Linked DNA regions of Mus musculus: region 2 is linked to region 1. Evidence: chromatin loops called from intact Hi-C (ENCODE). Cell type or tissue: left cerebral cortex. All regions are shown on one strand. Links, peaks and the distances in the headings refer to the core of each region. The heading gives the core; the rest is flanking DNA.

The links. Hi-C counts contacts between places; a loop is a spot of excess contacts. Peaks named below come from ENCODE experiments on the same cell type or tissue, not always from the same donor. Only the 100,000 strongest peaks of a DNase experiment are listed, where the experiment ranks them.
Region 2: it touches region 1 in a loop (2.7-fold over the local background); 21 of 42 quality-filtered maps call a loop at or near these places.

The regions. Positions count from the first base shown.
Region 1 is chr7:139,126,360-139,136,161 of GRCm38, forward strand. All of the region lies in intron 2 of Stk32c (serine/threonine kinase 32C), which reads right to left. Among named protein-coding and RNA genes, the nearest start is that of Dpysl4, 45 kb to the left of the region's middle. In left cerebral cortex, for the core only: a CTCF peak has its summit at 4,379; DNase peaks (open chromatin) are centred at 3,078, 4,181 and 7,299; H3K27ac peaks cover 1,081 bases.
Region 2 is chr7:139,185,208-139,195,009 of GRCm38, forward strand. Stk32c (serine/threonine kinase 32C) reads right to left here and starts at 3,287. Exons shown (of 12, transcript NM_021302.3): 1 at 2,892-3,287. The coding sequence starts at 3,156. In left cerebral cortex, for the core only: CTCF peaks have their summits at 3,785 and 6,611 (motif pointing left); DNase peaks (open chromatin) are centred at 1,159, 1,452, 2,683, 2,870 and 4 more places; H3K4me3 peaks cover 3,216 bases; H3K27ac peaks cover 3,270 bases.

The DNA.
Region 1 (9,802 bases), core at 788-8,787:
ACATGATAAAAGGTCTCTAGGTCACCGTAACGCAAGCTGACTTTAACCTCCTGGCACAGCTCCATAAGCATAATGACTGCCACACAACCACTGAAGTCACCGACAGGACTTTTAATGGCATGCAACAAGTCTGGGAAAGCAAGCAAGAGCACTAAGCTATGCAGCATAAACAGCAGAGTGATACGCTCAGCAAGAGCACTAAGCTATGCAGCATAAACAACAGATTGATACCCTCAGCCTGCACTGAAGGTAGAAGTGAGCCATGGGATGAAGGCAGCTGGGATGGAGAAGCTGCACAGACTCTTCTTGGCTATGGTTTCTGTCACACGACTGTGCAGTTCTGGTGACAGCTGGTGGCTCTTCTGTGGACCCTGCTCTACGGCAGTGACGTTAGGGCTGCCTGGCACTCCGGCCTTCAGGGTCTGTGGATGAACTGACTGAGCAGCTTCTCCGTTCTGAGCCCTCCTACATAGTCCCCCGTCATCCAGAGACACAACCTCTGTATCCACAGATGCAGTTTCCAAGGCAACACTGCACACTTAGTACCTTGCCCACAGACGTTGTAAGCCCAAGGGAGTTGAGCCTGAGACACGATGCCAACAGAGTATGGAGGGGGACATCCGAGTGCCTCTAGGAGTCCATCTACCTCAGCCTAAAGCCACCAGTGACACAAAAACAGCCAAGTCCCCATGCAGGTCACAAGGATCCTTGTAAAACTCCCCTGGAAACTTCCTCTGCTAGATCTGATGCCCCAGGAAGATGGACCAGATCCTGCCTCCAGGGACCATGCTCCTGTGCCCCAGTCTCAGCGCTATACTGCCCTTTGAGGGGGCAGACCTGTAAGAGCAGGTGTGGGGTTGCAGGACCCATATGGAACATTCATTTAGAGAATGGTTCTTGTGTCTGAGGGTGGGTTGTGGCAAAGAACCTTCTTGAATCTTTCTTTTCACATCGAAAAGTCAAGTGGTGCTTTTACTCGGCCAATAGAGCAATTGTCTAACATGCACAAAGTCCTGGTCCAATCCCTAGCATTGCATAACACTGGATGTGGCATTCCTGTTATCCCGGCACTGAGAAAATGAAGGCAGAGATTTAATGTCATCCTTAGTTACACAGCAAGTTCAAGGCTAGCCTAGGCTGCACAAGACTAAAACACAAGAAAAGAGGCAGGAAGGGGAAAAGGGAAAAGGTAGACAGAGAAGGGAGAAGGAAGAGGAAAGAAGGAGGGAGGAAAAGAGGGAGGGAGAGAGAAAATGAGAGAGAATGAAAGAGAGAGAGAGGGGGGAGAGGGAGAGGGCGAGGGAGACACACACACACACACAGAGAGAGAGAGAGAGAGAGAGAGAGAGAGAGAAAGAGAGAGAGAGAGAAAGGGTGAGAAAGCTCAAAGGTTTTGTCCAAGAAGACTCCCTAGCTGGCTGTCCAGGATATAAGATACAAACCCATGGTCTCCCAAGAGGGCTTCATACAGCCAAGTTTAACCTGCCTTTCTGTGTCCCTGTAGGTGTTCCATGAACTATCAAACTAAGTCAATCACCCAGAAATCAAGCTGACAAAAAGAAGGTGAAAATCTCGGCTAGCGGGCAACTATGCCAATGAGCGCGAATAAGCACAGCCGCAGCTCAAGCCAAATCCTTCTGCACCCTGCAAGTGCTCTCAGGACTTCAGAGCCTGCCGAGGGCTGCTGGCTCCTTCTCTACCCTCTTCTCTGCAGAGAAGGAGCCAGCTGCCCTCTCGCTAGACGATTCAAATGTCCTGGAGGAAAGCTGCAGGAGGGGTCAATGGGCAACAGGTAGAACTGACTCAAAGGCTCCTGGCCAGGGTCCAGAATAAAAGAAAAACCTTGGAATGCCTCAACAACCCTTCATTAGCATCTGGCCACTTCTCAGAGTCCGCCCATCCCAAAACCAGCACTGGCACAAGCCAAGTCTCGCACAGGCCACGGCGATCCCTGCAAAACTGCCTGGCTCTCAGACTAGTTGGTTCTCCTGGGCTTTCTGAACCTGGATGGACCTTGACACCAACCCCACTCCATGATTCTAACTGTCCAGCTGCAGAGAAGGACCAGCAGATGTGCCCAGAATGAATTCATAGGCTGGAATGGGGTAGCCGCTGTGCAGCTCAGCTCAATCTAAAACAGGTGGTCGGGCCAAGCCAGCCACTGTTGGCTGTTGTACAACATCCGTCCACTCAGGAGCCCTGCCCACAGGTCAAGCATGGAGTTGTGACTGAGCACAGTGACATCAAGATTATTGAAGGGGTTAAAACTATGCCACACTGGCACACTGACTATGTCGAATTAGAAGTGCTTGTATGAACAGGCATAAGCCAGTAGCTGACCATCCTGTCTCCTAAGAGCAAGAGCTGAAATTCCTTCCCTAAACTGAAAGGGAAGCAACATCCTCACTCAGAACCCGAGAGCAGACTAAGAGAACTGTGTAGACAGCACTTGTATGTTCCTGTTTAATCCTCCTACCTGCATCTGGTTGCTTCTTTACAGGTCAGTAGCTATGTGATGCCGGTAGCTTTCGGTCAGACCACCTAGACAGCTCACTGTCTTGCACACTGCCCAAGTAGTGACCCTCACCTCCACCACCTGCAGCCTTTCTTGGTCTCAGCTCTATCCAGAGGTCCTGTGCTTTCATGGGGTCCCTCCCCTTGGCACATGGGTCAGGTCAGTAGAACCCACTATCTCCTGGGCAGCAGGGAATTTCATTTTGGGGACAGCACCTGTAGAGGAGCTTATGACATCTCTGGCTTAGGGCGTCTTTAAAAGAAGATTGTGACTCAGACCTTCCAGGCACCAGCAACCACCAAGGAGGCCCAGGAACCTCGCCTTCCTGTCTTCTGTTTCTCTGCTGGTAACAGGAGTCCCTGCAGGAGGCATGGCCTTCAGGCACAGATGCAAGGGCTGGGTGCTCATTTGTCATCTCAGTCCTCTGCAGTGTGATGCTTTGCTGGGTTTCCTATCGAGACTGCTAAGCCAGGACGCCAGACCCCTATCCTGCCAGCCTTAGACATGGCTCTCTGGCCTAGATCTTGCAGCCCCAGCTTTCTGGTCACGAGATTGGCTGCAGATTGGATCCAGTTGGAGCAGAGAAATGGAAGGAGCCTTGTGCTTCATCTCTAAGCTGGAGGTGTCCCTCCCTGCCTCAGGCTTCCTTACAGCTGCCCCCAAAGCTTCTGCACCAAAACATTTTTAGGTGTTGTATGCACCCTGCCACCCTCTTGTGTACCTGGAACCCATCCTGAGACATTCTGGAAAGCTTGGGGGGGTGGTTCTGTGATCACAGAGGAACCTGTGAAGATAGTCATGTTGCCCCTGGAGACACCTGCCTGGGTCTGAGGTGTCCCTGGGGTCCCCTCTCTGAGACTCACGCTTCCCTCACTTTCTCCAGTTTTCCAGGGTGGTGGTATAGGGTGCAGACAGGAGACAAAGCAGCTGCAGTTCATTTAGCATAGGCTGCTAGGAAGCCCTTCTGCTGGCTTGTGAGGGATGGCTCGTGTGGACTGTGACTAGAGGGTAGAGAGTGCTGGAGGACATGACCCAGTCATTCACCACAGGTCCTCAGTGGTCTGCTCCAGTGAGTGGATGACACAGATCACTTTGCCCAATTCCACGAATGTGACAGGAAGAGTGGGAGGCAGGGGTGGGGGCTGCTGAGACATTAAGCGTGTGAACAGAGGACTCCTGAAGGTAGGAAAAGGCCACGTCTGCTCCAAGACTAAGCTAGCAGGAGGTTGGGAGGTCAAAGCAGGCAATGACGGGGAAGGCACCAACGGCCAAGTGTTGAGCCTCAGATTTTTTTCCCCTGAGCTAGCTACAATCCTTCCTCAAATTATTATTTTAAAAGCCTATTGAAAATTTCAGAATGAAAATACATGTCAGCCTCAGCAGGCCACCCAGCCTACCTGGTCCTGTATCCAGGCCCTTCTCTGACTGACGATTCATTCTGCTCCCAGTGAGCAGAATTATGGGGCTGTCGGTCACAGGCCTGGCCAGTCAGAACATGGGCTGGGGGCCTTCTCTTGCAAATACACCTTCACTCTGAGCAGGAGGCAGAGAAGGCCAATTACTTCTGAGGCAGAAGTGAGCAGCCTGGCAAACTCCCCAAGGGAGGCCCCCCTTTGTGGGCGGGGGAGGGAGGCGTCTCTGCCTAGCAGGCGCAGAGCCCTAGGTGATTCTGTCCCTTGTGTGGCTCCCCTATAAAAACTGCCTGCATAATTCCCCGCCCTCCTGAGGTCAGTTGTGCACGCCCACACACACGCCACAGGCCTTGTCTCCAGGATCTCTAGGGGAAAAAAAAAAACCTTCCATAACTCAGTGCAGATACCCCACAGCCATTGCCAAGGAGACTCTATAATTTTCCCACTACAATGAACCACTAGGAGCTGCTACTAGCTACAGAGCCACAGAGAAACAAAGGGAGCAGCAGGCAGATGTGGGGTTCCTGGGTTGTTGCATTGCGTTCTTGATCCCTACGTCTAACGTTAGCCCAGTTACGGTGATGGTCTCCAAGAACAGGACCAAGCTGACAGCCTGGAGATCATGGGTGGACCCTAAATCAATGCCAGATGTCCTCACAGAAGACGGGAATAAAAGTATAGGAAGGAATAAGGAACAAGGTCACATGGAGAGGGGATGGATATGAAGATACTGATCCTGGCCACAGTGGCAGACAGCCACAAGCCAACGATTGCTAAAGATCATGAAGACTGCTGCAGCCTGCAGGAGCCAGAGTCCAAGAGCCTCAAAATGCCTTTCTCGCTCAGCTGCAGGAACAGCCAGCCCTGTTCCCACATCAGACCTCAGTCTCTAAAGAGTACAAGGAGGTGGCTGTTTGGAGTTGGCATGTGGTGGGTCATTGTTGTGGTCCCAAGAAGTCAAATGGCATGCCATCCCGAGCACATCTATCATGGATACACAGGCGCCCTGAGGAGCAGAGACCTTGGCCTAACCCTGTACTACATCCTCACCTGGACATCTTCTCTCTCTCTCTCTCCTCTCTCCCAATCTGACTCATAGTCCTTCTCCTTAGTCATCCTAACCTTCACCATCTTCCCACCCAGGCTGGCTTGGTCATGTCACTGCCGAGCTCTGGACTCTGGACACACCCACAGCTACAAGGGACAGAGCTGAGTTTCAACTAACGAACAGGTCAGCTGCAAAAGCCTGGCTCTGCTGGCCTCCAACGCCAGCGCCCTCAGAGAGGCTCCAAGAAGGGGGTTTATGCTGCCCTGATTTGAGAGGCAGGTCTGAGAGAGCAACGCTTTGAGACGGGTCTTTTCTACCTAAGCCTTAGCCACAGGTCCCAATGCACTGTCTCCCCAAAGGAAGTTGGTCGGGGCTTTCTGGGCCACTTCCTCAGTAATCCACTTACAAAGAGGAAGTGGGATCAGATCTCAGAGGAGTTGAGCCCTGCTGCTCCTGGTCTGCAGGGCACCCTTCAAATTGCCACTGCTCAGCCTGGCGTAAGCTGGTGGCTAATGGCGGTGTAAGTGCCATTCTAATTGAGTGCTGTTTACACATCGTGCAGACTTAAGTGATTCACCACAAGCTCTTTTTCTTTCCAAGTCATTTTTCTTTTGTTCCCCAGAAGGCAAAGAGCTGACAACAGGTACTCAAAGCCCCTGAATACCATAATGAACGTACCTCCCGCGAGTAGCGGAGCCTAGGGAAGGCAAACCTGGACCACAGGGCACCAGGGAAGGACCCTGCCTTCCCCAGGACTCTTTTGGTGGGCAGTGCCAGAAGCACAAAAACCAAAACCAAAACAAAACAAAAACCAGAAACAAAACTACATGATGGGGTCTGGAGGAGTATGTGGCTGCCAGAGAGTTGACCTTGGGAGAGGGTTGCCTGGGTAATGTACAATAAGAACAGTGTCCCTGAACAGAGAGCGAGGTGACTCAAGCAGAAGCACAGCAGAGCAAAGGATAGAGCAGAGAAGGATGCTCAGACCACTCGCAGGTGTCCCTGACAGAGCAGCAGAGACCACGCTAGAATCCTGCTTCTCTCGAGAGGTTGTGACTCCCGTGCCGAGCCCCTGCCTGGATCAGCACCCGCACTTCCCTAGTGAGATAATGTGGCCTGCACCTGCCCTCCATCTAGACCATCTCCCTCAACTCTATGTCTACTTCCGACTCTCCCTTACTGTCCCCTAACCTCTGTCCCTCAGAGACTTACTTCAGGGGAATATTTGTCCTTGAGGAGGTACCACTGCGTCATGTGATGAGGAGAGGGACACACGCAAAGAGGAGAGGAGCAGGTGGGACAAAGACTTGGTTTTCTCGGCTCTAAGCACTGCTCTCTGGGCAGCAGTTGGTGAAACTAAAGCTTCGGATGTCCCAGTGTGTCAGTCACTTCTCATCACTCTAACGGGTTACCTGACAGAAGCAGCTCCAGGACTGAAAGATTTGTTTCGGCTCAGAGATTAATAAGGCACGGTTCATTATGGTGGGGAAGGTAGGACAGAGGCCATGGTAGCAGACACCTAGGCCGGGGACTCCCATATCCTATAGGATCAAGTAGCATGATGAATGCTGGTCCTTGGCTCTTTTTCTCCTTTTCCTCGCCTTTTCTTTAGTCTGCATCTCCAGCCCATGGGATGTCGCTGTGCCCATTGCAAGTGGGTTTTCCCTGCACACCCAGGGGTTGTCTCATAAGCACGACAGCAATATGGGGAGAGACAAACAGGCCAGGGGAACAGAACAGAAAAATCATGAAACAGACCAAACTGCACAAAGATACTTCTTTTGCCATTACAGCGGCTTCTCAGACTTAAGAATTTTTAATAAGTGACGTTATCAACATCAACCAAGTTGTCGCATGAAAAGTTGATCCTGGCCTGACACTACAAGCCAGAATGAGCTCCGGGTTATGCTTTTTATCCTGACACCTAAAACCTGGAAGCAACAGAAGAAAACATGAAGATGTCTCGGAATGGAAGTACGGACAAAGTTCTGCAGCTCTGAAATCCAAAAACAACTTGGAAAGTGATTGACTAAACAAAATAGCTGCATAAAAGAAAATAATATGCATAGGAAAAGGTGTATAAACAAACTTGGTAGACAGACAGAAAATATTTGCAACTTAAGGACAGAAATAAAGGTTGTTATTCCTAATAGACATTGCACTCTAGAAACAAACAGAAATACCAACTAAAGAGATAAATAAAAATAATAAAATAGGCAAGTTAGACTACCACAAGAGAAGTGCAAGGCCAGGCTAGCCGAGTTGCTGTGCCTTGTCTGTTAGGCTGGCAAAACTCCAAGCATCTGGCAGCACGCCCTATGGCAGATGCCCCATGGAAAACAATGGTGACACCCCATGCAGGGGGACTTGGCAATCTCTAGCACAAGTCATGTTCCCCACCCTCCAGCCCACACACTCCACTTCTAGGAACTAACCCCAAGGCATACTGCAGAAGCATGCAGGCATGGCTAAAGCAGGAGACATGAGGACAGCGGGACTTGTTGGCACACCTTTAATCATAACAACAAATCACAACATGATGGCTGGCAAAATGATGTCCTCTAGAGACACACATGACCGAATTCTGGAATCTGTAGATATGCATGGAAAAGGGACTTTGCAGCTGTGATGTTGACTTTAAGAGGAGGACATCATCCTGGACTGAGGGCATCGGATGCTGCCCTATGGTCCTTAAAGACAGTGATGGAGGCGGGGGCGAGGGGGGGCAAGTCAGAGAGGAAACACAAGACAGAAACAAGAGGCCTGAGACCTCTAGACCTGGGAGGCAGATCTGAGATGAACTCTACGCCAGAGTGTCCAGAAAGAATGCAATCCAGCCCACACCAGGCTGCAATAGACAAGTGGTAAGCAGTCCTGGATAGCCGCTGACAAAGTTAGATGCACACGGGTCTCAGGCAGAAGTATGGCTCTCTGATGACGAAGCCTTGCTTCGGTCACAGATGATCTGATAAAGACTATGCAGAGATGGAGAAGAGCTCACAGAATAGGGTCCCTCAGGACAAAGCAGCCTGGGCCTCAATCAAATCACACGGCAGGGGAAGGAGGGGCAGAGACAGAGCAAGGGGACCCAACCACTCCTGTACGGCCTCACTGTCAACCTGACTCAGAGCAGTAGCAATAATAACAGCCACAAGGCCACCAGGAAAGCCCTGAATCTGACTAGTGCTCATATGACCACACTGTCGACTATTTTAGGTGTGGAAAAGTTCTGTAGCCATGTTTGAGGCAACCATCCTTGTGTTTTGAAGACAACAACTGAAGCACAAAGAGGTGGACTGCTTTCTGTGATTCAGTTTAATTCAAGAGAAGGACAAGGAAGAGACTTGGCTTTCACAGGGTGGTCAGGCACATAGTAGGCCATTGTAGGTCTTCCCTCTGTTTTTGAGCTGTGGACTTCAGTGGCTCAGGATGAACTGAAAGCTGCCGTTCACAGTGGTCAGTGGAGGGGTGCACTCAGCACTAGCACTGGGCTCTGCTCTGTGAGGGCCTGGAACCCCAGACTTAGGATAGGACAGCGTTCCCTGGTAAGGGTCAACACTTGCCCTGTTGTCCAAGACGTAGAAACTTGTGAAGTATCGCAAGGCATGAGGCTCCCACAGAGGGTGACACACAGATCAGCTGATGACTCAGGACAGAGGTGTCTTTGGAGTGTACAGGTAGAGAAGGGAGCAAGGTGCATGGTGAGCAGACGTCACGCAAGGCAGTCAAAGCCTCCTACGAAGCCTAAGCATGGCCTGTATCTTGGACAGCCTTGTCCGCCAGCCCCATGTGCTTCACCAGCAAGGGGAGCTCCTCCAAGTCCAACAAGCTGGGGGCAGCCATCCTGCTCCTGGCTGTCAGCAGGACCACCCTCAGCTGAACACCCTTGCTGGGTCCTCCCAAGTCAAAGCCACCCAGGGATCAAGGATGCCAGGGAGATGACAGGTGGCCTTCCTACGCCTATGCAGGGAAGAAAGCAAGAGCTCTCCACCCAAGTCTGTTGCAAGGGAAACAGCTATTTTTAAGGCACCAGCGCTGCCTGGGTGACCCTGAGAGGCAAGCCTGGCACATTCACATCGTGTTTTGGCCCACTTAGGAACATGTGATAAATGCTCTGCTGCATGGTGGCTCTGTGGGGCGGTGGCCAGCAGGCTTTCTTTATCCTATGGTGGCAGCAGAGCCAAGTCCAGAACAAGCTGTTAGAAGAGGGACTTGCAACAGGCTCCTGATGCCCAAGACCACAGCATCCCTAGATCCCATGGCACCCTTGGTGCCCACAGTACCGTAGTTCATGTGACACTCCTGGACCCCATAAGACTCAGAGTGTAGCTGCTCTCTGGAGAACTAAGCCCCTCCCCTTGATAAGCCTCCTGCAGCTGCCACTGCCTCACCTCCTGACCTTCAGGACTTTTGAGGAAGCACTGTAGCTATGCTCAGGACTCCTGTAGTGTTTCTTTCACCTCCAGTCCTGGAAGGGGTAGATTTCTATTTGATCTTCAGCATTTTCCCCTCTTCAAAGCCACCCTAGCCAGCAGCCCTGACTCATGGAGAAAGGCTACTGAAGGAGAATCACTCTGTGTGGGCAGGCACAGGGAGCCTCCTAGGGTGAGGACAGGGCCCAGATGGCTTCTGCAGAGGTCTGTGCTTTGGGGCCCACAGAAGGGAAGTTCAAAAGACATCAGGCAGACTGAGTGTCCCAAGGCCACTTCTCAGGCAGAAAAGTTCACAGTTCACTCAAAATTTACACCCCAGAGTCAGCCTGGGCCTGAGTGACAGAGTTCTTCAGTGGGCAGGTGAGGGCAAGCACCCTGCAGCTGGGCCACCCCA
Region 2 (9,802 bases), core at 707-8,706, 59 kb after region 1:
GCATTCCTAGGTCCCTGGAAGAAAGCCTGGGGGTCAGCAAACACCAGGCATTCACCTGGAGACCTCACCAGGATGAGCATGCATGTTGGCATAAAGAATAACTTCTTTTTCAAAGGTATACATTGTGATGCACTTTTAATTAGAAAAAAAAAGGGGGGGTTTAAATTTTCTTTTTTAAACAGTGTTTTAAATGTCCGGGTTCCTGTCCTGCACTGTGCTCCCCAACTTACCACCCTGGAGAGGCACCCTCACTCATTTCCAGGATCCAGGATGGGAGCAAGCCTTCTCAGCTATCAGGTCCTCCCTCCTGTTAAGGGGACACCACAGTGGGTCTGAGATGGCAAGCTCTGGACTGCTAGGATGGACCAATGTCTCAGCAGGTTACCCTAGTGTGAAGGCGCTGCAAAGCCCTCGGTATCTCAGGAGCACCAAGGCAATGTTAGGAGGCTCTTCTTCTAGTATAAACCAGAGCACAGAGCCAAGGAAACAGAGCCCTTGCTTGAAACGAGAAAGGAAAGGAATTCTTCTCTTGCCCCAAGTATCAGCCAGGGAGGAACAGCACTCTGGGTTCCAGGAGGACTAATAGAAACAGAGGCCATTTAAGATCTTATTTGGGACAACTATACTCTTCAGTCGCAATTTACCTGCTACTTTGTTAAAATGCCCTCCTATTTTCTTCCTTTTTCCCCCTTTGCTGAGCAAATTTGATATATTAATTAGGTGTTTTAATCTAAAAAAAAAAATCATCAGAAGGTCTCACATTACCATGGCAACTGTACAGTTCCAGTACTTGCAAGCCACCAGCACAGCACGGCTGCCTCTTAGGCCCCACTACATCAGGAGAAGGGGGTGACTTGTGTCCCCTGAAACCCAGGAGTCCAGGCCCTAGTCCCTCTCTGAAGGCTGCTCTTCTGCCCCAGCTGCACTCATTCTATGTAAATGAATCTTAACACCGCCACTCAAGGCACTGGCATGGAAGGAAACACGACACCATGACTCTATGTGCACCCTGCTAATGACACGGATAAGAGGAGCCAAGTGGTTACCCACCCAGAGAGCATTCTCAGCCGCCAGGCCCAGGACTCCACTTGGTCACTCAAACTCACCAAAACCTAGTTAAGTTCTCAAGGTATGCCAATCCAGAGCCACACAGCCAATGATGAGCATCCCCTAATGACACGTCGTAAAAAACAGGTCTGGTGAGCCACGTCAGCAGCTCAGCTCACGTAAGCCCAGAACAGTTAGTGCCCTCTGTCACTCAACTACGAGCAACTAAGGAGGTGGGTTCTCAGGTGACAGAGAGCACCACACTGGCCTTGCCCCAATGCCCCTCGGAGAACCCTTGAGTTCCAAGGCAACACACTGTGAGGAAGAAAACATGGACGTAGACCAACGCCCCCAGCCCCTGTGCTACATCACTTTCTGTTTCCACCCTGCTGCCTTGGAGACATGATTCAGAGACGTGGAAGGATGGCCAGCCCTTAGCTGGCACCAGCGAGTACTGAAAGCAAATGTGTTTTCCAGACCTCTCATCTTGTAGCCAGAAACCCAATGCAAACCAGTTTCCTGCTCGGCTCCTTCTCGCAACTGGGCAGTTTTATTGGTTGTTTTTGGTTGGTTGGTTGGTTAGTTGGTTGGTTGGTTGGTTTTTAACTCTGAGTACTGATGTTGAAAATAAAAGTCTAACATGTGAGTCCTGTTGTCCCCAAGTTCAGAGCACAGTGACCGGCCACCTCAGAACACAATGTACCTGATGCAGATGGACCTGAATGCCCCTCCCCTGCTGACCATACTCAGCAGAGGCCTGGAACTCACTGGCCTGGCCTCATGCCTCCCGTTTCCAATAGGAACGCCAGCATGTAGCCTCATGTGCTCTCCAACACTGGCCTGAGTTCTGATTATTGTAATTTCCTAAATGCTTAAATTATTTATTGGAAATAAGTAGCTTGGGCTCCTATGCTGAACTGTGTTCTAAAATTATAAAAATCCATCATATCTCTGTAGGCTGCCTACAAATGAAAATGCATATTTTAACTATTTTAAGAAAATGTCAAAAAACATCAAATGTGTCATGACTGTACCATTTAAAATTATCCGCATGGCATCTGTAGGGAAAAGCTATAAGTTACATGTGAAGCCATCCCAGTTCTCCCAAAGCTGTATCCAGCAGGTGCTAAGTCAAGGGTCCTTGTACCTAGCAGGGCTCCAGCTGCTGGGCTTGCAGGGCCAAATGCCTGGCACCTCCCCGCCCCCCCGCCAGCTCCCCACCAGGTTACCCTGCTGCTACTCAAGAGACACTGGTCCTCCAGGTCAACTATCACTGCAGAAAGAACACGAGTTCCCCGAGGGCGGGTCTTTTCACAAAGACAAGGATGGATTGTGCAGCATAATCCGGTGAAGGTTCTGGGTTTGAAGGATGGAACACCTCAAACTGAAGGGCCCAAGCCCCTGTGCCACCTGTAGGGCAGCCACCTCTCTTCACAAACTGCACACCAAGCAAGAATCTCCTGGAATTAAAAGTAACCACGCAGCCTGCACACCACCCATAAAGGAAAATGAAAACGTGCGGTGCCGGTGCGCTTTAGTGGGCGGTGTCGCGCCTGAGCCTGGAGCCTCCACCATCACCGACTCTCACCTCGAAAGGCGAGCCAGAACCTCATCTACCCGCTGCGCTGTCACTGGAAACAGGACGCGCCATGGGGACTTCAGTCGTGGCCCAATAGTTTCCCCGGAAACGCAGACTCCCCAAGAAGTGGTCCCACCCAGGTGGCGACTTCGTCCCAACGCAGAGAAATGCCACCCCCGCGTCCGCCCTGAGACAGCGCGCGAGGTCTCCAGAGGCCCGGGTACCCGGCTGTCCCCGGGAGTCCCCAGTGGGCGGTTTCACTCACCGTCCTCCTTGTCGTCAAACACCGGCCTCCGCGCGCTGCCTGACGATATGGACGACATAGACATCCTCTTCTTCCACTTGCTCCACTGAAACAGGGGGCGCGGCTGCGCGCGGGCATCTCCGGCGTCCCGGGCCCGGGGCTGGCTAGCTGCCGGCGGCGGCAAGGCGGGGGACACATCGGAGCCCGCGGGGCGCGCACGACCGGGAGGCGGCGAACTGGGGGGCGCCGCGGCGCTGCTGCCCCTTCTCTCCGCCCCGCTCCTCATCGCCAGGCCTGGGTATGCGCAGCGGCCACAGCCCGGAACATGGCCCGCGCCCGACCCTGGGAGAGCAGAGCGCTAAGGGCCGGCAACGCCGGCCGTTCTCCTGGTATCTGCTCTGGCTCGCCAGGGCAGCCGACCCGCCCGCGGATTGCGAGCAGCGGGGCGGGGCCGGAGGGGTGGACTCAGGGTGGAGTCGGGAACCGGGGCGGGGCCAGGGCGGGGCTGGTATTAGATTCCGTGCGCAGCACACAGAGTGGGCTACCCGCGGAAAAGGGTCTAGTTCGCGGAGGCTCGACCCTTGCACCGAAAAGGCAACGGAGATAAAAGCGAGAGAGAACAGATGCTAGTCGCCTCCCTCCTATCTTGAAGTGCCCAAGAGGCCAGAAATGAGGACTCTTTCCTTCACAGGGCGGCGGAGACCTTTGGGGGCCCTGCAGGAATGTTGTGACTAGCGAGCAACCGGGAATCCTCTGGGCCTTCCAACCTCTGCTGTCTTCGTAGAAAAAGTCGATTGCAGATTTCTACCACTCTGTCTTTAGAAACCTCAAACTTTAGGCCGCGGTTTTGCGCTGTGAGCATAATGGGGGTCGAGAAGTATCTAAGCTGTGGTGGCAGCAGGGTGTTATCCCGCTCTGAGGCCACAGGCGGCAGGGGATCTGGACGCCTGAGGAGGGCGGGAGGAGGGCGGAGTCTGGCATGCAAGCCCCGCCCAGAGTGGACATTAAGACCCTTAACATACAGATGCTCTTGTTCAGAAACCTGGTTGTACTTTACCCTAGACTAGCTCCTCTGACCTCTCTTTGTATAGCTTATTGGGCAGCTAATAGAGTCCTCTAGTACAGCTTTGCGTCAAAGACCCGGGGAGGGACACAAGTCATCTAGGGCCTTGTGTCCTCACTAGGGTCTCCACTGCACATTGGGAAGCCTGGAACTCAGCTAAGCCTTCTGTCTCGCTCCTGCTCCTGCTCCTGCTCCTGCTCCTGCTCCTGCTCCTGCTCCTGCTCCTGCTCCTGCTCCTGCTCCTGCTCCTGCTCCTGCTCCTGCTCCTGCTCCTGCTCCTGCTCCTGCTCCTGCTCCTGCTCCTGCTCCTGCTCCTGCTCCTGCTCCTGCTCCTGCTCCTGCTGCTCCTGCTGCTCCTGCTGCTCCTGCTGCTCCTGCTGCTCCTGCTGCTCCTGCTGCTCCTGCTGCTCCTGCTGCTCCTGCTGCTCCTGCTGCTCCTGCTGCTCCTGCTGCTCCTGCTGCTCCTGCTGCTCCTGCTGCTCCTGCTGCTCCTGCTGCTCCTGCTGCTCCTGCTGCTCCTGCTGCTCCTGCTCCTGCTCCTGCTCCTGCTCCTCCTGCTCCTGCTCCTGCTCCTGCTCCTGCTCCTGCTCCTGCTCCTGCTCCTGCTCCTGTTCCTCCTGCTCCTGCTCCTGCTCCTGCTCCTGCTCCTGCTCCTGCTCCTGCTCCTGCTCCTGCTCCTGCTCCTGCTCCTGCTCCTCCTGCTCCTGCTCCTGCTCTTGCTCCTGCTCCTGCTGCTCCTGCTCCTGCTGCTCCTGCTCCTGCTCCTGCTGCTCCTGCTCCTGCTCCTGCTCCTGCTCCTGCTCCTGCTCCTGCTCCTGCTCCTGCTCCTGTTCCTCCTGCTCCTGCTCCTGCTCCTGCTCCTGCTGCTCCTGCTCCTGTTCCTCCTGCTCCTGCTCCTGCTCCTGCTCCTGCTCCTGCTCCTGCTCCTCCTGCTCCTGCTCCTGCTCCTGCTCCTGCTCCTGCTCCTGCTCCTGCTCCTGCTCCTGCTCCTGCTCCTGCTCCTGCTGCTCCTGCTCCTGCTCCTGCTCCATTCACAAGGTCGGGATGCTTGGCTTCCAGTGTCTAAGGACTTGTTACTGGGAACCCCTTTTTTGATTACTCAGTGGTCTGACTGTCAAAAGTATCTGCCTGCTTAAGTCCTGCCCTAAAACCTGGTCACAAAGATAGCCCTCCTCTCCAGCACCTGGAAGACCTGGAGTGTCCCTCCTTCTGTCCCTATGTGGATTATGGATGACCACAAGGCAGCAGGTTCCTCCCTGTCATGATTTCTTCCAGCCACCACAGATTCATCCCTCCCTACCTCCTTAAGAATTCAGTAAGGTCCCCAACCTGCTTGGCTGGAGAAAGCTAAGTACAGGAGTCCTGGGTCTTCTCTGGGCCACCATTTTAGGAGCTAGAATCCCACTGTTCTACATCTGGTCTTGGCTAAACAGGAGCCCTTTTTTCTTGGCAAGATAATGGATGGAGCTATCTGCTAACACAGGACAGAGCACAAGGAGCTTTGACTGTTTAGAGGTTGTGGGGGGACCTGCAGTGTAACATAGCTGGAAGTCAGCCTCCCTACCACGGGTCTCCATAGAGTCTCACGGTAAACTCTCCAAGGCAGAGATAGGGAGAGACATCCTGGCAGAGGCCTGCAGTTTTCTGCATGGTGCTCCATTCCGACCCATAGGCCTCCTGACACCTGCGAAATGGCCTGCTCCCAGCTTTCACTGTGTGGGAGAGAATGAAGGCCAGCCCACCCTGCACATCAGAATTCCCCAAGGGCCTTGACCCAAATAGTGGCAGCCTTTTCCTTCCAGACCTCTAAAAAGTCAGGAAATAAATAACATGCAGAGTTATGTCCTTCCTGCCCAACCCACCTCTGCTTCCTGAGACCAGCACAGGGAATAGAAGGAAGAAGAGTGTCCTAGACAAAATAACAAGAGGTAGAGGGACTGGGATAGCTTGGTTGGTAAAGTGCTTACCTGACATATAAGCATGAGTTCCATTCCCAGCACTCACAGAGAAGCCAGTCATGGACGAATGAGCCTGTAGTCCTAGCATAGGAAGATAAGAACAGGAGGATTTCTGGGCTTGCGGGCCAACCAGTCTAGCTGAATATGTGAGTTCCTGGATTAGTGCGAGACCTTGTCTCAAAAACCAAGTAAAGGGTGAATTAGAAGAAGCAGCAACATCGATGCCTCTGACTGTCCAGGTATTAAATGGTTAATTTTGAATGCCAACTTGATTGGGTTGAGAAATATCCAATTGGTATTTCCAGAGAGGATTGGCAAAGGGGAAAGGTTAACTCTGAACATGGGCCACACCGACCCAGAGGATGGAGTCCTGGGTGGGATAATGGGGAAGGGAGAAGAAGCACAGACATGCGGTCCCTGCGTACAGCTCACCAGGATGAGCAGCTCTGCCCACTGCTGTTCTACTTTCAGTCCGGTGTTGTGATAAGACACTGACCGAAAGCAACTTCGGAGAGGAATGGGATTCTTCTATAGTTTACAGATCACAGTCCACCCTCTAGGGAGTCCAGGGCAGGAACTTGAAGCAGAAAGCACAGGGGAGGGTTGGAGAGATGACTCAGTGGTTAAGAGCACTGACTGCTCTTCCTGAGGTCCTGAGTTCAATTCCCAGCAACCACATGGTGGCTCACAGCCATCCGTAATGAGATCTGGCGCCCTCTTCTGGGGTGTCTGAGAAAAGCACAGGGGAATGCTTCATACCTCACTCATAGGCTCTTGCTTACCTGGCTTTCTTATACCACCCATCTAGGGATGCTATTGATCCAACTATATCAATTAACAATCAAGACAAACCTCTACGGACACGCCTGCAAGCCAGTCTGATCCAGCAATTCCTCGACTCGGGGTCCCTTCTCAGGTGACTGTCAAGTTTAGAGTTAAAGCTAACTAGTACACTCAGGTATTTCTCACCTAGATAAAATGCCTGACTGAAAACTGGGAGATCCCTGCTTCTAGTCAAAGATCAGGGTCTAGAGATTCAGAGAACAGACAGTAAGAACGAAGCTAATGAAGAGCTCATAACAAGAGCAGAGACAGGAACTGCTATACCCAGATACATGCTACATCTAGCTCCCCACCAGTGAAGCTGGAGTCTGAGCCAACCATGATTAAAGGGGGAGCTAGAAGGCTAGTAGGGGGTTCCCAAGCTCCTCGATATTTTCAAGAGCCTCAACATAAACACCAAGTCCCAAACGGTACCTGGGTATTTTCAGCTCTGTCTCATATCTCCTCATCTAAATCAGGCGTATACCCCTCCCCTCCAATCCCACACATTTTCACTTTCAGCGGCTTCTGTTATCCTGGGTAAACTGCTGTCCAAAAACATTAGCTACAGAGTCTGAGAAGAGAGTCCAGTCAGTAATGTGCTCATAGCGCAAGCCCAAGGACCCAAGCTAGACCCCCCAACACTGATGTCAAAAGCAAAGAAGGGCATTGCACACTAGTAATGCAGCACAGAGGAGATGGGACAGGCTAGGGCTCAGCAAGCCTAGCTCAACCATCTCCTCACTGGAAGACCCCTCTCCATCATTAGAGTCACTGGGTAAGTAGCCCTGACTTTACTTCACACTGGCTCAAGGATGTGGACATATACCCAAGAGAAAGTATGACATCCTTCCTGGGAGTAAAAAAGGAAAATGCTTTCCTTACGAAGGAAATAAACAATCCTGCACTGAGATTGCTAAGATCGGTGGTTAAGAATAAATCTTGTCTGTGAAACTATGAAGAAATATGTGCTGGTTTTGTTGGCTCACCAAACTGCTAAACTTATACCGCAGTGTTTGACAAGATGGGAAAACCAGTGTGTGTGTGTGTGTGTGTGTGTGTGTGTGTGTGTGTGTGTGTGTGTACATGCTACCCTCTATTTAAGGCTCTTTTTGGATATACTAAAGCCTCTCTCCACCTGGGGCCCCAGCAGCTAGAATACAGGTTATCTGCTTCCAGGCTGTACGACCAAAATGAATACAAGGCAGAAACTTCCATTCCAAGGAAATACGAGGTCAAGGAATCACCAGGCCCAAGCAAGATGAAACCTGGTAGAGAGAGCACAGACCTCCCAAGATTCCTCTGCACTCCGTGCTCCACTATCCCAGCCTGGAGAGACCCCTGACGCCTCTGAGTGGCCTAGAGGTCCCTTTTCTCTGTCTTGAAGCGTAGCACACATTTTCAGTGTAACAATCACAGAAGCCCAGCAGCCTCCTCTCACTCTGTCCCGGATCTGTCCATCCCAGCCTGAGCTGGCAGCATTTCTGCTGACAGAACATTCTTTAAGGCCTCGTGAATCTCCTAGTTCCATCAGAAGAGCGCTCTGAAGACCTGGGCACCCGTCTCCACTCCTCATTCAGTTTCATCACCTCAGCAACCATCTAGATGTGGATTTCCTAATTTGAGCCACTTTTGTGACCTGGATAGGCCAGGAGGCTCCCAAGTGATGAAGTGCTAACTTGTTTCACTTAACAGATCTTATTTGTCTCTTCCTTTTCTTCCCTCCGCTTTTACAAAGGCTCAACACCTTTATACTGTGCTTGAAAATCTCATCTTCACACCCAAGGTTCTCACTCCATATTAGACTTTTCACCCAACAGCAGAACACTATTCCCTCCTGGTCTCTGCTGCGTTACCATGGGGAAGTGTTTCCTCCAACTTCTAGGAATGTTTTTCCTTCCATCCCCAAAACCTTCCTAGGCCACATCTCTAACCACCTCTTTCAGAACACTACACAAGCCCCTTCCAGATTATCAAGGAACACTTCTGTGCTGAAAGCCAGCTACATCCACAAAAGGCCTTTCCGGCCACTCTTACATTAGGGATCTATTAAGCTACATCCAGACAAGTGAGTACACACATCTAGCCCCTGCCCATTAAAGGATCGACTCTGTAAGGGATACAGAATATCTTGCAGTTCACACAGGGGTGTTGGATGGACATGGGTGAGACAACAATGTCACTCAACCGTGTATGGATGTCTTGGTTAATAGACACAGTCTTAGTTGTCGATTGAAAAGAAGATAATAAACAAATTTGAAGAAAATATTATATACTTAAAATCAACTCTTTAAGCTAATATAGCAGAGGTGGGAAGTTATAGGCAAGAGAAGAAAAAATGAGTGTGAAAAAAGAAGGAAGAAGAAGGACTTCAGAGAAAAAGGAATTTAAACACAATGTGAATAAAAGAATGGGGAAAGAGAACCCGTCATAAGCCTCTGAAGCAGAGCATGACAAGTGACATCAGAATAGACAAAATACATCATTGGTCTTTAAGAAATCTCAAAGGGTGGGCAAGATGCCTCAGCTGGTAAAAATGCTTGACATTTGTGGTAGTTTAAATATGCTTGGCCTAGGGAGCGGCACTATTTGGAGGTGTGGCCTTGTTGGAGGAAGTGTGTCTTTAAGGACCCCCCATACTAAGCCGCCTGGAAGCCAGTCTTCTCCTGTTTGCCTTCAGAACAAGATGCAGAACTCTTAGCTCCTCCTGCACCATCTGATGCTGCCATGCCCCAGCCTTGATGATAACGGACTGACCCTCTGAACCTGTAAACTGGCCCTAATTAAATGGTGTCTTTATAAGAGCTGTCCTTGGTCGTGGTGTCTGTTCACAGCTGTAGAACCCCAACTAAGACAACATTCAAGTCTGATGACCTGACCTTGATCCCAGAGCCCACAGTGGAAGGGGGGGGGGTGCTGACTCTGAAAAGCTGTCTTCTTAGCAGTACATGTGCACCAAGGCAGGCAGATAGGAGCACGCACATCACACCACACACACACACACACACACACACACACACACACACACACACACACACGAGGGAGAGACAGACAGACAGACAGGCAGGCAGGCAGAGATTGAAGCAAAG